2 separate regions of the Homo sapiens genome follow, and region 2 is linked to region 1. Evidence: read pairs that join two places in POLR2A ChIA-PET (ENCODE). Cell type or tissue: MCF 10A. All regions are shown on one strand. Links, peaks and the distances in the headings refer to the core of each region. The heading gives the core; the rest is flanking DNA.

Region 1 (8,514 bases), core at 1,405-6,404:
CCATTCCACATACTTATAGTTTTGCAGATATACTTACATGGTGGGTAAATTTTATTGCCATAAATGTTTATTAAGTTGTACTTCTGTGAGAGACTACAGTATGTCAATTCCTTTCAGGATGAGTTCTAAACAACTTCCCATTTTGTATGAAGGAATGAACAAAAAAAGGAATGAACTTGAACTCTGTTCAATTATATACAATTAATCAGTAGAAAAACTGTTACATAGATATGCTTTTTACACTAAGATTAAACTCATCTATTCACTAGTAACACAATATTACTGGTATAAATAGACTACTCAAAATTCTGTACTGCCAACCAACAAATATATTGAGCCTTGCTACAAGCTTAGCCAAGCATATTAGGAATATAGAAAATTTATCAGTAATGGTTCTTCCCTCAGCATTTATAGAAGAAATTCTTGAAAAGGCAAAAATTCAACTGTTAGAGACAATTATAGCACAATGGAGAGGCTTTAGAGCATATCTTAAAATAATTTAAATATATGCATTAAAAGCTACTCTTTCCGAAAAAAGTGATTACACTTATCTTGCACGTAGATGTATGGGTATGAAAACTAGGTTGCCCCTTGTTTATTGGGCTGAACTTGCTCCTTTTGATAATTACTAAAGTATGTCATTTATTTATATTCATTTTCTCTAATGATGTACAGCATATTCTCTGTGTTAGTATATCTCGCACCTAAACAAATTAAGCATGGGTGGGCACGGTGGCTCGCGTCTGTTAGCTCTTTGGGAGGCTAAGGTGGGCAGATCACTTGAGCCCACGAGTTTGAGACCAGCCTGGGCAACATGGCAAAACCTTGTCTCCACAAAAAATATAAAAATTAGACAGCTGTGGTGGTGCACACCTATAGTCCCAGACAGCTACTTGGGAGGTTGAACTGGATCACCTGAGTCTAGGGATGGTGAGGTTGCAGTGAGCTGTGATCACGCCACTCCTCTCTAGCCTGGACAATAAGAGTGAGACCCTGTCTCAAAAAAAAAAAAAAAAAAAAGTTAACCCCAAGCCATGAAGAAACCTTGGCCCATTATCTATTTTTTCCATTTCTTCATCACATTTGAGCTTTCATCATTGATGATAGCAGTCATTTTTCTGTTCTTTGGTTGCAAAACAATATACGATTTATGTGCTCCTTCAAGACTGATATAATATCTGACTGCCATTAACACCTACCTTTTCAAGAGCTGACCATCTGATCTATATATTATTTAAGTTCTTTCCTTTGTTTCTTGGGCTGCTCAACTTTAATGCAATTTATTTTCCTGTCTGTAATTTTAAAAAATTTCAGGCTGGGCCCTGTGGCTCACACCTTCTAATCCCAGCACTTTGGGAGACTGAAGTGGGAGGGCTGCTTGAGTCCAGGATGTTGAGGCTGCAGTGAGCCCTGATCGTGCCACTGCACTCCAGCCTGGGCAACAGAGTGAGACCCTATCTCAAAAAAATTAAAAAGAAGAAATTAGAGCATATAGAGAAGTAAAACAGAAATAATTAACACTGTGTGTAGATACCTTCCCTCCTGAATTCAACAAATGTTAACACTTTGCTATATTCATTTCACAACTTTTTAAAACAGAAATATGAATCTTAAATTCGGCTGGGGAAAAAAAAACAGAAATAAAAACTTTAGATAAATGAAAATTCCCTCAGCTGGAGCTCAGAACATCAGCCTCCATTCTGCACATCCATATCTTTCAGGACTGTTTCCTACATGTATAAACTACCCCACTACAACCCACGGTGATTCCTTTTTTCTCTAAGCCCTACCCACTTGATTATCTAATATAGGCAAATGTTTGTTTTGTTTTGTTTTTCTGTGAGAATGTCCTCTATCCTGCGCTTAAAGCGGACTATGAGTAGTTAGCACCCTGTATCACACCCAGCTCTATGCCCTAATTCTGTATTGGCTGTTTGCTGCCTTTGTCTTGAGACTTAAGGTGAAAACCATCTTAGCTGAGGTGAAGGGCAGTGAAAAGTATAGCACAGTACTGAATGAGAAGTGCATAGAAATATGAACTGATAAAAGAAACAATCTCTCCATAACTACACAAGCTTCAGTTAAATTAACAGCTGTAGCCTTAGTTTTACTAACGATTGTATTTGGACGTTAGTCTGTAAAAGAATTCACCTCCCATAGGAACAATGTTATAAGATGATTAAGTCTCCTCATTTCCCAGCCCTAAACTAGTAGGGGTGCTTTTAATGATCCAAGACTGGGATCTGGGAAGGTCAGGGAGGAGAAAGTGACAGAGATCAAGTTCAGAAGTCCTTGAATCCAGAGTTGATGAAGGGCTGGGAAGTGAAGCACAGGGGTTCTGGGAGTCTAAGAAGTCAAATGACACTTTGGGGATCATCAAACACTATGAAGTTTATCCTTTACTGTGCCTTTCTGCCTCACACTAACCCTTCCTATAACTTGTTACCTGCAGCTATGTACTCTTGCCTTTGCAGGTGGATGAGAAAGTGGGGGCTCCTTCCCTCAACTCAGCCTTGCATTGCTGGAATAAAAAGCCTGAGTTCCCAAAGGTAGATCTGCGGGCAGTCTCTGCAATGGGAGCAGTGCAAAGTGGAGAGGCAGGGAAAGAGCTTTATAAACTGAAGCTCTGGAAGTCAGAAACCTCTCACATTCAGCTTCTCTGATTACACAGCTCATCTTTCCTCCTCAACCAGACTGGATGTCCCACTATCAGAGACTATGAACACATAAAACTTGATTCAAATATTTTAGGAAATAACACTACACAAACAAATAATTCAAAAAATGTTAGACTTGAATTATCTTTAAGAGCCTGAGCAGTCCCTCTCCCTCTCTCATTGTTTACATTAGGAGAACACAGATGCTCAGCTAACATGGTTTGCCTAAGGTGAGAATTAAAGACAGAGCTGAGGCTTGAATTAAGAGTCTCCAGAAACCCAGTCTCAAAGACAGTGTCTTCCTCTATTAAATGTCCACCTCTGTACCCTTGTGCCAGGACCAGGGCTAAGCATGTAAGCATGAGGCACATACTCAATAAAAATGGGCCAACAGACTTTTCTACATGTAATCTGTGAGCTTTGAGGCACTATTCAAATATACCTTTTTTTTTTTTTACTAAGATAGTTAGCAAGCAAATATCTTCAAGCAGCTTTTAATCAAGCTTTTAGTACTGTATATTACCTTCCCTTCTCAAACTAACTTAAAATCACCTTAATTCCACACTCACTGCATCATACTCAAAAGCATAGCTAATTTTCTGGGTTTTTTAAATCTTTTTTTTTTGCCTCATGCTGTGCTAATTTAACCTCATCTTGGTAAACAAGAAAATGGTCCTAGTTTGACAGACTCTAGCTGCAGCAACTGCAGCTGGCCTATATGCAAACCAATTTTGTTCATTCTTTATCCTGGCAGGGAGCCCTGCCCTAGAATTGTTTTAGGGCTAATCAGCATTAAACCTGCGTCAGAAATGTTGCTGAAAGCAGCCCTAGAGCAAGACCACAGCAACAAAGCTCTTCAGGAAAGGGATGACAAATGCAGCAGCTATGTAAAAATCTATGGGAAGACTTTTGTTCATGAGAGTAAAAGTGGGGCCTAGCTTCTTTTCTGTGCTTTGGCACTTATCCTGTGGAAATGACTTCGAAAGGAGATACGGAAGACAAACGATGCACCAAATTTGCTCTATTTCTTTCTTTCTGGGTGCTTGGTGATTAGCCAAAAAATGTTACTAACTTCAGATGGTAGCAAATGGTAAAGAAATTAGATTTGCATCCTTTGCTACTCTCTGAACTTGAAAACACTGCATGACTTGTCTTTTTGAAAACACTGCATGACTTGTGAGTTAGCATGATTTTCTATAGGATGAACCTGAGGTACAAGAAACAGATGTGCATAATGACACCTTGAGTAGATATAAACAACTCTGTCTAAAAACTTTGTTAATGGATAAATTCCTTAACAACAAATGATTAAATATTGGAGTGGTTTTCTTTCTACTCATCTGCTGGATTCAGTCTGTACCTTTCAGTGTATCACATTCATTTTACATTAGAATTTGAATGTATTAGCAATCTAATACATTGTTAGTAACTTTCACAAGTACTCACAAAAGAAGGCCATTAGGCTTCCCTAAATGCCACCAGATCTGTGGGGCTCACACAGAAGTCAAAAAAGGACAGTCCATTTTTGTCTGATCACTGTAGTTCTTGAACATATGGTTGCTTTCTGTGTCTGCTCACTTAATTCTCATTAAATGACTAGTAAATCAGTAACTGCAACAGATAAGCATGCTTCAGAATTTTTTTATAACAGCTTTATTGAGCTATATTGCACATACCCTTACACTCACCCTTTTAAAGTATACAATTCAGTGATTTTAGTATATTTATAGAGTTGTGTGAGCATCACTACTATCTAATTTTAGAACATTTTCATCACCCCAAAAAGAAACCCTGCACCTCACCTTAGCAGAGAGACTTTTTGATATGGTAGCCATCCCTGTTTGCTAGGTGTGTTTGCTACCTGTTCAGGCATTTCTTGGCCTGTGTCAACTGGAACATGGCAAAAAAATTTTATAGTGTTTAGGCAATAAATGAAAACCCTCATAAAATGTGTTTCAAATAAGCTTTTTCTCTAGTCCAATCCTATCCATGTACCAGCTTGGAGACTTTCATTCTAAGAAATAATTTATTTGCAGAAGAGTTAATAAACACTATCCAACTTACAGATATCAAAATGAATTGTGATAACATCTACAAAAATCAGTTTCCTGCAGATATTCTGCGTTGAAGTTCTTACTAATCAACTATAGGGTGCTATAGAACTTTTTAACCTTGTTTCCAAAATATGGGAAGACAATTTTGCATTATTGCAGTTTCCAGGCACTTATAATGAATTAAAATGAAACAGCTGTTAATCATATGCAGCAAATCTCTAGCTAGTATAGAAGTTAGGCACACCTAGCATAGAAACTAGGCAGATAATGGAACTGAAATAAACTTAGTAAGCAAAGAAAGTTAATAGAAAGATAATGTGAACCATATATATAATTTAAATTTTTCTAGTAGCTACTTTTTTTTCTTTTTGAGAAAGAGTCTCACTCTGTCATCCAGGCTGGAGTACAGTGGTGTGATCTCAGCTCACTGCAACCTCCACCTCCTGGGTTCAAGCGATTCTCCTGCCTCAGCCTCCCGACTAGCTGGGACTACAGGTGTGTGCCACCATGCCCGGCTAATTTTTGGTATTTTTAATAGAGACAGGGTTTCACTGTGTTAGCCAGGATGGTCTCGATCTCCTGACCTCATGATCCACACACCTCGGCCTCCCAAAGTGCTGGGATTACAGGGGTAGCTACATTTTAAAAATAGTTAACAACAACAACAACAACAACAACAAAAACAGGAAAAATTCATCATGACAATAAATTTTACTTCTTGTATCCAAAATATTGCTCCAACATGTAATAAACATACAAAAATGTTAGTGAGATATTAAATCTTTGAAATCCAGTGAGTATTTTACATCTACAGCTCATTTCATTTTGAACTAGTCAAGTTTCAAATACTCAAGTCACATGTGGCTAAGTGGCTCCCATATCAAGCAGCACAGCCTTAGATCATTAAAGTTGGTCTTTTTTTTTTTTTTAATTTCATCATAAGGGATTGCCTGGCTATAAGGATGCCAAGGGAAATAATGCTAACTGAATAAAATAGGCGTCAAAAACAATAGAAAAGGTTATATCAATGTTATATATAGTAAGTTCAGAGATAAGGCATTAGAATTCCACTGTACATTCTGTGGGGTGTGCAGATATCAGACATTCACTTTAGTACAAAAAAACTTTTTTTTTTTTTTAATATTTAGAGACAGCGTCTCACTATGCTGCTCTGGCTGCACTCGAACTCCCGGGTTCAAGTGATCCACCTGCCTCAGCCTCCAGAGCAGCTTGGGAATACAGGCACACACCACTGCACCTGGCTATTCTACCAATACTTATTTTTGTAGACTGAACTGTACAGGGTTAAGTAAAATTATAATGAGAAAATTGCTGATTGTATTTCAATTAAATTTAAGAAACAGTTTCATTTTTGTTAGTCTGTCCTATACAAGATGCCTACATAAAACAGAAATGTGTGTGGGTTTTTTTAGTGGCTTTTCTACTCCTGTATATCTAGCGTCAACAAAGACCACCACCATCCATCCAAACCATTAAACCAAGGAATGATTCTTGCTTCCTCTTGCTTCCCCTAGCCATTTAAGTAACTGCCTGTAATGCTAAGTTCCGTTCCATCCCCATGCCTTAGTTTAGGTACACTTCATCTCTTGTCCAGACTACTTCAGTAGCCTCCTACCTGGCCTCCCTATCAACCAGACTCCATACTATTGCCAAAATCATCTTCTTAATATGCTAATCTGATCATTATAATCCCCTGCATAAAATCTTTCAGTGGCTCTTTATGACTGGATAAAAATTCCTTAGCTTGTAATACAAATTTATATTTGGCCCTTGGCTACCCTCTTCAATTCTATTTACTACCCTTCCTCTTCTCTCTCATGTTAGCTATAGTAAATTTGCTGTCATATCCTCACCCCTTTCTGCTTTTACAAATGTTTTCCCTCAGTTTAAGACATCCCCCACTCAATCCTTGCCCACTTAGCAAACATCTGCTCATGGTGCAGAGTTACATTCTCAGTGAAAATTTCCCCATCTCCCACTAGGGAGAGTTAGATAAACACCTCTAAACGCTGATTTACAGCATCTATCACATTGTGCAGTAGAAAAGGCTAAGCTGAGAGTCAATAACCTTTGGAAACTTCTTAGGAAAGCATGGCCATATCAGGAACTAAAATTTGCTGTACTCTGCAGTCCTAAATTCATGTACCTCCCTTTGAAAGCTGGGCTGATCCCAATTTCCTAGGTGAGGTAAATATCAAAGAGGTTCTAACTAGTTCAAAATTTTAAAACTATTAAAATTGCTATTATTATTTTGAGACAAGGTCTGGCTCTATTACCCTGGCTGAAGAGCAGTGGCACGATCTAGCTCACTGCAACCTCTGCCTCCTGGGCTCAAGCCATCCTCCCCAGTTCAGGCTCCCAAGTAGTTGGGACTACAGGCACACACCATCATGCCCGGCTAATTTTGTATTTTTTGTCGAGATGAGGTTTCACCACGTTACCCCGGCTGGTCTCGTTACTTGTGAGCTCAAGCGACACACCTGCCCTGGCCTCACCCTGGGACTACAGGTGAGCGACTGCACACGGCCTTTTTTAACCTTTAACTCTCCAATAACTTACTGCATTTGTTCAGTTCTTACCTGATCCCAGTAAAGTATCCATGACAAAAACATCTAAATACCTTTCCTTTTTTAGGCAGGAGGGAGTGGGGCTTATATGCAGGCTTTGACTTCCAGTTTTATTGAGGGTGGCTTCATCCCTTAGAACAACTTTTGTGTTGTTTTCAGACCTAGAGTGGGGCTGTGAAACTCCCAAGTCTTGGGTTATAGGGGACCAATATGGGAGATTCCCTGAGGATGTTAGCATTCCCAGAATAGGAGGGAAGGTGAGATAAATGTGCCTTTTTTTTTCCTTTTTTTTTTTTTTTAAAGAAAAAGCCTCATTCTGTCGCCCAGGCTGGAGTGCAGTGGCGTGATCTCGGCTCACTGCAGCCTCCGCCTCCCAGGTTCAAGCGATCATCCCACCCGAACCTCCCAAGAAACTGAGATTACCGGCATGCACCACCACACCTGCCTGGCTAATTTTTGTATTTTTAGTAGAGATGGGGGTTTGCCATGTTGGCCAGGCTGGTCTCAAACTCCTGGCCTCAAGTGATCCGCCTGCCTTGGCCTTCCAAAGTGTTGGGATTACAGGTGTGAGCCACCACACCTGGCCTATTCTTGCAATTCTGGAAGATTTAGGGGGCTGGCAGGAGACAAGACTGAGATTGTTTAGGCCATCCTGTTGCTGACACAATCCTGGCACTTAAGCGGGAATGCAGTGGCCTAAGTGTAAGGCAACATATCTCTCATACCATTTCACCAAAACAAAACAAAAAACACTTCTGAGTGAATGTCTGGCCATCTTATTAGCATCTTATTAATCTGTTTTGACATTATCCTAAAAATATGCTTTTCCTCAAAAAAAAAAAAGTCGTACAACACTGTGAATGTATTAAATGCCATTAAATTGTACACTTCAGAATGGTTAACTTTATGTTATATAAATTTTGCCCCAATTTTTAAAAATGAAAAAAAGAGTATATGACAAGAAAGATAACTACAGGATTACCAAAGCCATTATATTTTCCCTCATTTGTATGTACATGACACACTGGTTCTATAATGTTTCCCAAGAATAGATCTTGAATCCTAAGACTGCTGTGATGGGACTCTGAGAGAAGAGATTATAATGTCAGAATACTTAGCTCCTAGGATGTGATTAAGCTTATTTTGTTCATCACTAAAGTGGTATCATAGCATTCTTTCTACCATATTAAAGTAAATGAATCCTAATTAACATCT
Region 2 (8,514 bases), core at 1,848-6,847, 83 kb before region 1:
TGACAGACCAAAAGTTCCCCGGAAGGCTAAGAGGATGGAGAAATGCCAATGACAGGAAAGCAAAAAAGAAAAGGATAGGGAGAAAGAGACAAGCAGAACAAGCATGCATATGATAAAATCACAGCAAAAGAGAGGGAAGGGAAGAAAATACAGTAGCCGGAAAAAAAAAAGCACTACACAGGTGATGCCTCAGTTCTTAATAAAATGTTTAAAATCATATATGTATGAACACAACAAAAACAAGAGATGTTTGGGATGATGTTTTCTGCTTTATTTTTACAAATTTGATACTAGAAAACAGTTAACAAGTCTTCTGATTGCATTTCTCTTTTGATCATAAGAAACGAAACAATCAGGCTGGGCATGGCAGCTCACACCTGTAATCCCAATACTTTGGGAGGCTGAGGCAGGAGCACTGCTTGAGCCCAGGAGTTCAAGACCTGGGCAACATAGCAAGACACTATATATATATGCAGATTTCACACAGAAAAAAATCAAAACTTACTTGTTGTATAATTATGGTCTTATTTTCAAAGAGTACAAATAAAAGTGTAAGGATCTTAATTTAAAAATAGTTTTAAAACACTTTCAAAAATATAAAGTAGATTTAGAGATTCAAGAAAAAAAACTGGTGCCAGCAAGCCAAGAACAAAGCATAGGCAAGTACATCACACTACTCCTTATAATTATGCTTGAAACTTAGAAATGTCTAGGCTTCTCATGCAGACAATTTTTCTCCTATAGGAGACATAGTAACTAAAAATTTATCCTCAACTTGATCTTTACTTGATGTAATACACAGAAAGACTTGTTTTAGAGCCTTATTATAGATGTCTTGAAATTACAAAAATGGAAAAAAGGGTGTTTTCTGCTATATGTCCGTACAAAAGGATTAATATTTTAAACTATAACTAAACAGTTTTTTTTTTAAAGAACATTAAGAATCTACACAATGACATCTGCTGGAAGGAATAAGCCTAGTTCATGGCGCTTGCTGTGAGGCACCCCAGGAAGGTAGACCACATACCTCCCTCAAGTCGTTGTCCAGCCCAACATGCTCAGAATGCTGGCGAAGGCGTTCTTTCCTGCGCTGTGCAGTGGCACTCCGACTTACCCAGCGACTGAAACAATCAAATTATTTAAAAATGTGTTCCTTATCTTTAAAATAGAAAGCATTAACCATTCAACACAAAAGACTGACACACACATTTTAAAATCAATTATTTAAAAAATATATAGCAGCTTTGTTAAAATATAATTAAAATACCATACTATGCACCCATTTAAAACATACAACCAAACGGTTTTTAGTATCTTTCCAGATATGTGCTGTCATCACCACAATCAGAATTTTTAAAAACTGAGGTCAAAAAGGCACAGTATCAATACACTTTAGATACTTACATACATAACAATAAGTCAAATCTTAACCGAGTTAGTCCTTGATTATATTGACATATAATAGTAATGCCTTGACTTGCTCAAAGTAAATATTATGAATATTTTTTAATACAAAGAATATTCTCAAAACCCATAATTTAGAATTACTTAATTCTAGCGTCCTAAAAGAATAGAAATGTATGAAGCTTCCAACCTTTTAAGGAAAGATTTCTATCCAACTTGACTAGTTGCAATGGCTTACACCTGTAATCCTAGCACTTTGGCCGGATCACTTGAGGCCAGTAGTTCGAGACCAGCCTAGGCAACATAGTGAGACTGTCTCTACAAAAAATTTAAAAAATTAGCCTCCTTAGCTACTTGGGAGGCTGAAGTGGGAAGATAATTTGAGCCCAGGAGTTTGGGGCCGCAGTGTGCCACGACTGCACTCCTGCATTCCAGCCTGGATGACAGTGATATCCCATCTCAAGATAAATAGAAAGATTCAAACTCATAAGAGTGAGTCCTCATCTGTAAAGTCTAAGGGTTGTACTCAAAGACCACTGTGATTCCTTTTTGCTCTAAAATTTCATGACTGTGTTTCTGAAGTGATAGCTTGTGTTTATCAGTTTTAGAAAATATTTATAATATAAACTCAGTATCAAAATATGCAGGACAAATGAGTTTAAAATAAAACCTGAGCTCTTTTCCAAGGCCTATAAAACTCTTAAATATAAAGACCTCTGCTTCATTCTCTCTGATCTTATATCACTTCTCCCCTAATTACTATGTTCCAGTATAGTAACCTCCATTCTGTTTCTAAATGATTGATAAAATCAGTGCTAGTTCTATAATAATCTTCTCTGCTACTAAACTGCTGGTATCGAAACTGCCTTTCAGATGAGATCAGGTGCGTTCAAGGTGGTATGGCCGAAGATGTAAGTTGCCTTCCAGCTCAAATACCTTTGTTTTTGGTTAATAATGATTCAACTCATGTGCCCTAGACCCAGACCTGCCCTGGATGATATGAGGGGCTTAAAAATATATAATGTTTCCCTTATTCAAAGGTCCTTTTGTCGCCAGCCTAGCTACCTACAGGCTCCAGCTTAGTGTGTAAGACTCAACCATCCAGCGATTATCCTTAATCACTCCTTTCTATCATCTTCATTCAGTGAAGAATTTGGAACCTGGCTCAGTTTTCTTTTCTTCCCTGCTATGGGAAGTACAAAGACTATATAGATAACTTTGTCTTAAAATTCTGGGGTCGTCTAACATGCAACTTCACCTCCACTCAGCTTTAGACGCAACCAGGACATCACACTAAATCAAATGGTCATCCAGAACTCCTCTCCAAATCCAATGGTCATCCAGAACTCCTCTACCTCAGAAATCCTGAACTCCACCATCTTAGCCACTGACCCCCATCTCCCATTACATTAGCTCTTCCATGCCTTGACTCTCACTTAAGACCCCTGGTGCTTTCTCGTCTTTCTGTTATGAACATAAATTCTGCGGAAAGCCACCTAAACTACTCCCATTCTAGCACTCTCTCCTCTGTAATAATCCTCTACTTCCCTCCTTACCTGCCCACCAGAGCCCCAAACCCCGGATGAAGACTATCCCCTCACTTCCCTATTCCCGTACCCACACAGACTAGTTCCCAATTTCTCTCACGACTACCCATGAATCACTTCACCTGCCTTTTATCAACTCTTCCCCATTCTCCTCAAAGACTACTGCAAACTCTTCACCCTCAGGTACCCTTGCCTCCTTCTTCCTGCCCTCTACTTAGACAATACACACACATAAACATCCTCATCTTTCTTCTAATCTCAAAGTATAAAATACATTAGCCAAGGCTCAAAACTGTGTCTTCCACTTGCATCCTTGACCAATTCTCCCGTCTTTTCAACCCGCTCCATTAGTCACCTCCTTTGCTGTATCGCCAATCTTTTTCTCAGTGGAATCTCTTCAGCTGACAAGCATGTTGGTCTCCCTCGTGGCCCTCTGTAGTCATGTTAACATCTGTTTCTTCACACCTCTGATGTAAAAATTCTTAAAATATTTAGATGTAAGACTTCTACTTATTTACGTTTGGATCTTCAGTTCATTTCAAATCATCTACTTCCCTTGAAAACGCTTTTTAAATTTTGTTTTAGTTTGTTTGTTTGTTTGAGACGGAGTCTTGTTCTGTCGCCCAGGCTGGAGTACAGTGGCAAGACCTCGGCTCACTGCAACCTCCACCTCCTGGGTTCAAGTGATTCTCCTGCCTCAGTCTCCCGAATAGCTGGGATCACAGGTGCACACCACCACACCCGGCTAATTTTTGTATTTTTAGTAGAGATGGGGTTTCACCATGTTGGCCAGGCTGGTCTCGAACTCCTGACCTTCATGTGATCCGCCCACCTCGGCCTCCCAAGTAGGTGGGATTACAGGTGCAAGCCACCAATGCTCAGCTAATTTTTGTATTTTTTGTAGAGACAGGGTTTTACCATGTTGCCTAGATCAGTCTTGAACTCCTGAGCTTAATGCGATCTGCCTGTCTCAGCCTCCCAAAGTGCCGGGATTACAGGTGTGTCTGTTCCCAGCTGCCTAAAGCCCCCCCACTTTTTTTTTTTGAGACGGAGTCTCAGGCTACCACCCAGGCTGGAGTGCAGTGGCGTGATCTCACTGCAACCTCCGTCTCCCGGGTTCAAGTGATTCTCCTGCCTCAGCCTCCCAAGTAGCTGGGACTACAGGTATGTGCCACCAAACCCAGCTAATTTTAGTATTGTTTAGTAGAGACAGGGTTTCATTATGTTGGCCAGGCTGGTCTCGAACTCCTGACCTCAAGTGATCTGCCCGCCTCGGCCTCCCAAAGTGCTGGGATTACAGGCATGAGCTACCGTGCCCAATCCTAAAAATCCTCTTGATGAAGCCACTGAAACCCCTAACTGCCAAATCCAATGGCTATTATTTGATCCTTAGCTTACTCAAAACCTCTTCTACATTTAGTACTGCTGATCGCTCTTTCTACTTTTAAGCTCCTGCAATTTTCTTTTTTTTTGGAGATAGAGTTTTGCTCTTGTCACCCAGGCTGGAGTGCAATGCCGCAATCTCAGCTCACGGCAACCTCTGCCTCCCAGGTTCAAGCAATTCTCCTGCCTCAGCCTTCCAAGCAGCTGGGATTACAGGCATGTGCCAACATGCCCAGCTAAGTTTTGTATTTTTAGTGGAGACGGGGTTTCACCATGTTGGCCAGGCTGGTCTGGAACTCCTGAGCTCAGGTGATCCGCCCGCCTCAGCCTCCCAAAGTGCTGGGATTACAGACGTGAGTCACTGCGCCCGACCCAGCTCCTGCAATTTTCAACCTCAGTGTTTCCAATGAAATAAGTTCTGTCACCTCTGAGCCTTTGTCCATGAAGTTTTCTCCCAACTTTCATTCACCTTTCAGATAGATTAGAGGCCACTGCTTCCAGAAAGTGTTCTATGACTCTTTCAAATCTAAGTTAGCTACCCATCCTGTACGCCTCAATTATAGTATCTATCACAGAGTATTATAGTTACTTATCTCCATTTTCTATAAAATCTCCTCTAGAAGGGCCAGTATCTTGTCTGTCAGCCATCTTACTGGCAAAGTCTACTATAGCACCTGCCCCCCCCTTTTTTTTTTTTTTGAGACGGAGTCTCACTCTGTCGTCCAGGCTGGAATGCAGTGGCACAATCTTGGCTCACTGCAAGCTCTGCCTCCCGGGTTCATGCCATTCTCCTGCCTCAGCCTCCCGAGTAGCTGGGACTACAGGCACCCGCCAGGCTAATTTTTTGTATTTTTAGTAGAGACGGGGTTTCACTGTGTTAGCCAGGATGGTCTCGATCTCCTGACCTCGTGATCCTCTGGCCTCGGCCTCCCAAAGTGCTGGGATTACAGGCGTGAACCACCATGCCTGGCCATCATCTGCCCCTTGTATAAATACAATTAAGTAAACAGAGATGCAGTCTAACATGTAGGTTTACAGATGTTCATCACAGCATATAGATATGTAATAACAAACTGTATTTCCTTTATTCCAAGACTCACATTTTGGCTTTTAAATGTTCCTGAAATTAGGATGCATCTTTCAGTCCATATGCATGTTTAATATATACTTTTTCCTAAAAGCCTTTGAGTTAATTGCAGATCGTACAACCAACAGTAGAATCAAGAAAATATACTCAAAACAACCGAAATGTTCAACAGTAGAGGGTAGTATACAATGAAATCTCATGCAGTCATTAAAAAATTCAAATTTCTAATAATATGAGAATGCTAATGATACAGTAATAAAAAAGGTATAACATTCTATAAACATTTTAATTTTGTTTCAAAAACAAGATGTGTGCACTCCCGTTCTCCTGCTCCCCCAACCTTGCTATGTAAGAGCATAATATCACATTTTAACATTCCATGGTGATGCGATTCTGAGTGGTTAAAAATTAACCCCATCACTTTCTAGTATTCCAGATTTTTTCTTTTTTTGAGACGAAGTCTCACTCTGTCACCCAAGCTGGAGTGCAGTGGCTTGATCTCAGCTCACTGCAACCTCTGCCGCTCAAGTGATTCTCCTGCCTCAGCCTCCCGAGTATCTGGAATTACAGGCTCCAGCCACCGTGCCCGGCTAATTTTTGTATTTTAGTAGAGATGGGGTTCCACCATCTCGGCCAGGCTGGCCTTGAACTCCTGACCTTGTTATCCACCTGTCTTGGCCTCCCAAACTGCTGGGATTACAGGCATGAGGCACTGCGCCTGGCCAATATTCCAGATTTTTAAAGAGCAAATATTGTATCCATCTATTTTTTAAAATTTTCTCAGCTCTTACCTATCATCCTCATGAAATGTATTCATTATCCTAAGAATACTTACTCTTTTTACAATGGTATCAAGGAAGGTAGCCCCTCTCAAAATAGTTTCTTAAGAAGAGGAGTAGGTTTATGGTTTATATAAGGGAAAAATGTGCAAAGATCTAGTTACAGATCTTTGAAGTGGAATCCCTGGAAATGTCTCCAAAGCAAAAGAGCAATGTAAGACTGTAAAAAGGATACAAAAAGAATCGGGGGTGATTGAAAATTATGAACCACAAAAAACACATTAAGATTCTGAAACAGAATATAAACACAACCTGAAGATCTTTAAAGGGGAAGAATAGAATATAAATAACAAACAAAATGTACAAAGACCTGGGTGTAGATCTTTGATATGGAGGCCTTGAAAACAGCCCTGTAGCAAAAAAGGTCAGTATAACACAAAGTTTGCTCAGGGATTTTAAAAATTAGGGTTAATGGGCAAGGTAGTCCAAATAAATAGTAAAAATATGAAACAGAATATAAATACTAGCTAACGGACTTATATAATAAACGAAAAGGAAGGCACAAAAATATAAATGGCATAAAACTGTGTCTTTGGCAGGCAGAAAAGGATAAAGATTAACTTAAATATAACTAGCTCTTACTATACACTCTGTGGAACAAAATGGCCTACTTAATTTTATTTTCAAAACAGGGAAATGAGCACTGCGCTTAAGCAAACTGCTATGAAGTCCACACATTCCTGGTCTTGTTAAGTAATTAATTTATTCTTTGCATTATTAAACTTTATTTACTAAGCATAATTTTACCAATGATAATCACAATTGCTGAAATACTAAAGACTGCTTATTTTGTTCTGTCTTGTAAACAGCATATGAAGTTCTCTCAACAGTTGATCCACAGGCATGGTTATAAATCCATTTACCCTGCAATTGTTCTGAGATCTTTTCTCTTGACTATATCTACCTGAAAACGTAATGACTGAGGCTTCGTGTGGAAATGGGAAACCATAAGATTATATATAAGGCAAAAGCAAGAAAATAAGGCTATAAGATTTCAAAATTAAACTCCTCCCTCCTAAGCACTCTCTACTTTTCTTTCCTACTTTGTTTTTCTTCATAACTCTTATCATCTGACATGTTACTTGACATATTAGGTTCCTTTTTTTTTTGTTTACTTGCACTTGGAAGCAGAGATTTTTGTTGTTTTGTTCATTAATAAACTCGTGGTGACTAGGACAGTCCTCACATATAGTAAGAGTTCCATAAATATTTGCCAAATGAATGAATGAACAATCTAATGCCATCAAAAGGAAAAAAAAGCACCGGGTGCAGTGGCTCACGCCTGTAATCCCAGCACTTTGGGAGGCCGAGGTGGGCGGATAACCTGAGGTCAGGATTTCTAGACCAGCCTAACCAACATAGTAAAACCCTGTCTCTAATAAAAAAATAAAATTAGCCTGGCGTAGTGGCGCATGCCTGTAATCCCAGCTACTCAGGGAGGCTGAGGCAGGAGAATCGCTTGAACCTGGGAGGTGGAGGTTGCGGTGAGCTGAGATCGTACCATTGCACTCTGGCCTGGGCAACAGAGGGAGACTCCGTCTCAAAAAAAAAAAAAAAAAAAAAAAAAAAAGGAAACAAAAACTGTTAAACTAATAGTCTATCCAGATCAAAGTGATTCGAACAATTAGGATACTTCACAAATAAAAGAAAAAATTAATAAACTGATGGCTAATCTGTTCTTATGGAAAATTCTCTTAATTATCATCCACTTCTGAAAAATAGAATATTGTATCTAGTACCATTATCTGGAAAGTTTGAACCCTCACAACCATCAGTATCTATTAGCACATTTTTTTTCTTTTTTTAAAATAAAGATGAGGTCTCATTATGTTGCCTATGCTGGAGGTTATTCACAGACACAATCATTGCACGTCGTGGCTTCCAACTCCTGGCCTCAAGGAATACTTCCTCCTCAGCCTCCCAGTAGGTAGTACTGGGGAGTGCCACCAGGCCTCGCATCTTAGCACATTTTTTAAGTTCAGTGTGTATAAAAGCAGGGCCACCCCTTCACTGGAGGGTGAAACCCTGCAAACTAAGGCAAGTACAATAAAAATTTCAGTCATTAGTTATTTGCTTCTGTCTTGTAAGCAGCATATTAAATGCTCTTGAACAATTTTCCTCCCCAAGACTTTGGTATAAACGTGCATTTTCTACAAGAGGAGAAAATTTCATTCTGAATATATAACTTTTCCACATTTCTAGTGAACCATCCTCTAGTACTGCCTTCATTAAAGTTGAGACAGCCTTTTAAATG

The links. Peaks named below come from ENCODE experiments on the same cell type or tissue, not always from the same donor. Only the 100,000 strongest peaks of a DNase experiment are listed, where the experiment ranks them.
Region 2: POLR2A ChIA-PET joins it to region 1 with 6 read pairs; 5 of 35 experiments call an interaction of 5 or more read pairs at or near these places.

Annotation. Positions count from the first base shown.
Region 1 is chr12:31,515,478-31,523,991 of GRCh38, forward strand. All of the region lies in intron 1 of DENND5B (DENN domain containing 5B), which reads right to left. Among named protein-coding and RNA genes, the nearest start is that of DENND5B-AS1, 70 kb to the right of the region's middle. RefSeq lists enhancers at 3,003-3,540, 3,541-4,077 and a silencer at 3,278-3,572. In MCF 10A, for the core only: no CTCF peak of the experiment used is centred there; a DNase peak (open chromatin) is centred at 3,474.
Region 2 is chr12:31,432,128-31,440,641 of GRCh38, forward strand. DENND5B (DENN domain containing 5B) reads right to left here. Exons shown (of 21, transcript NM_144973.4): 8 at 1,028-1,121. Among named protein-coding and RNA genes, the nearest start is that of LINC02387, 67 kb to the left of the region's middle. In MCF 10A, for the core only: no CTCF peak of the experiment used is centred there; no DNase peak of the experiment used is centred there.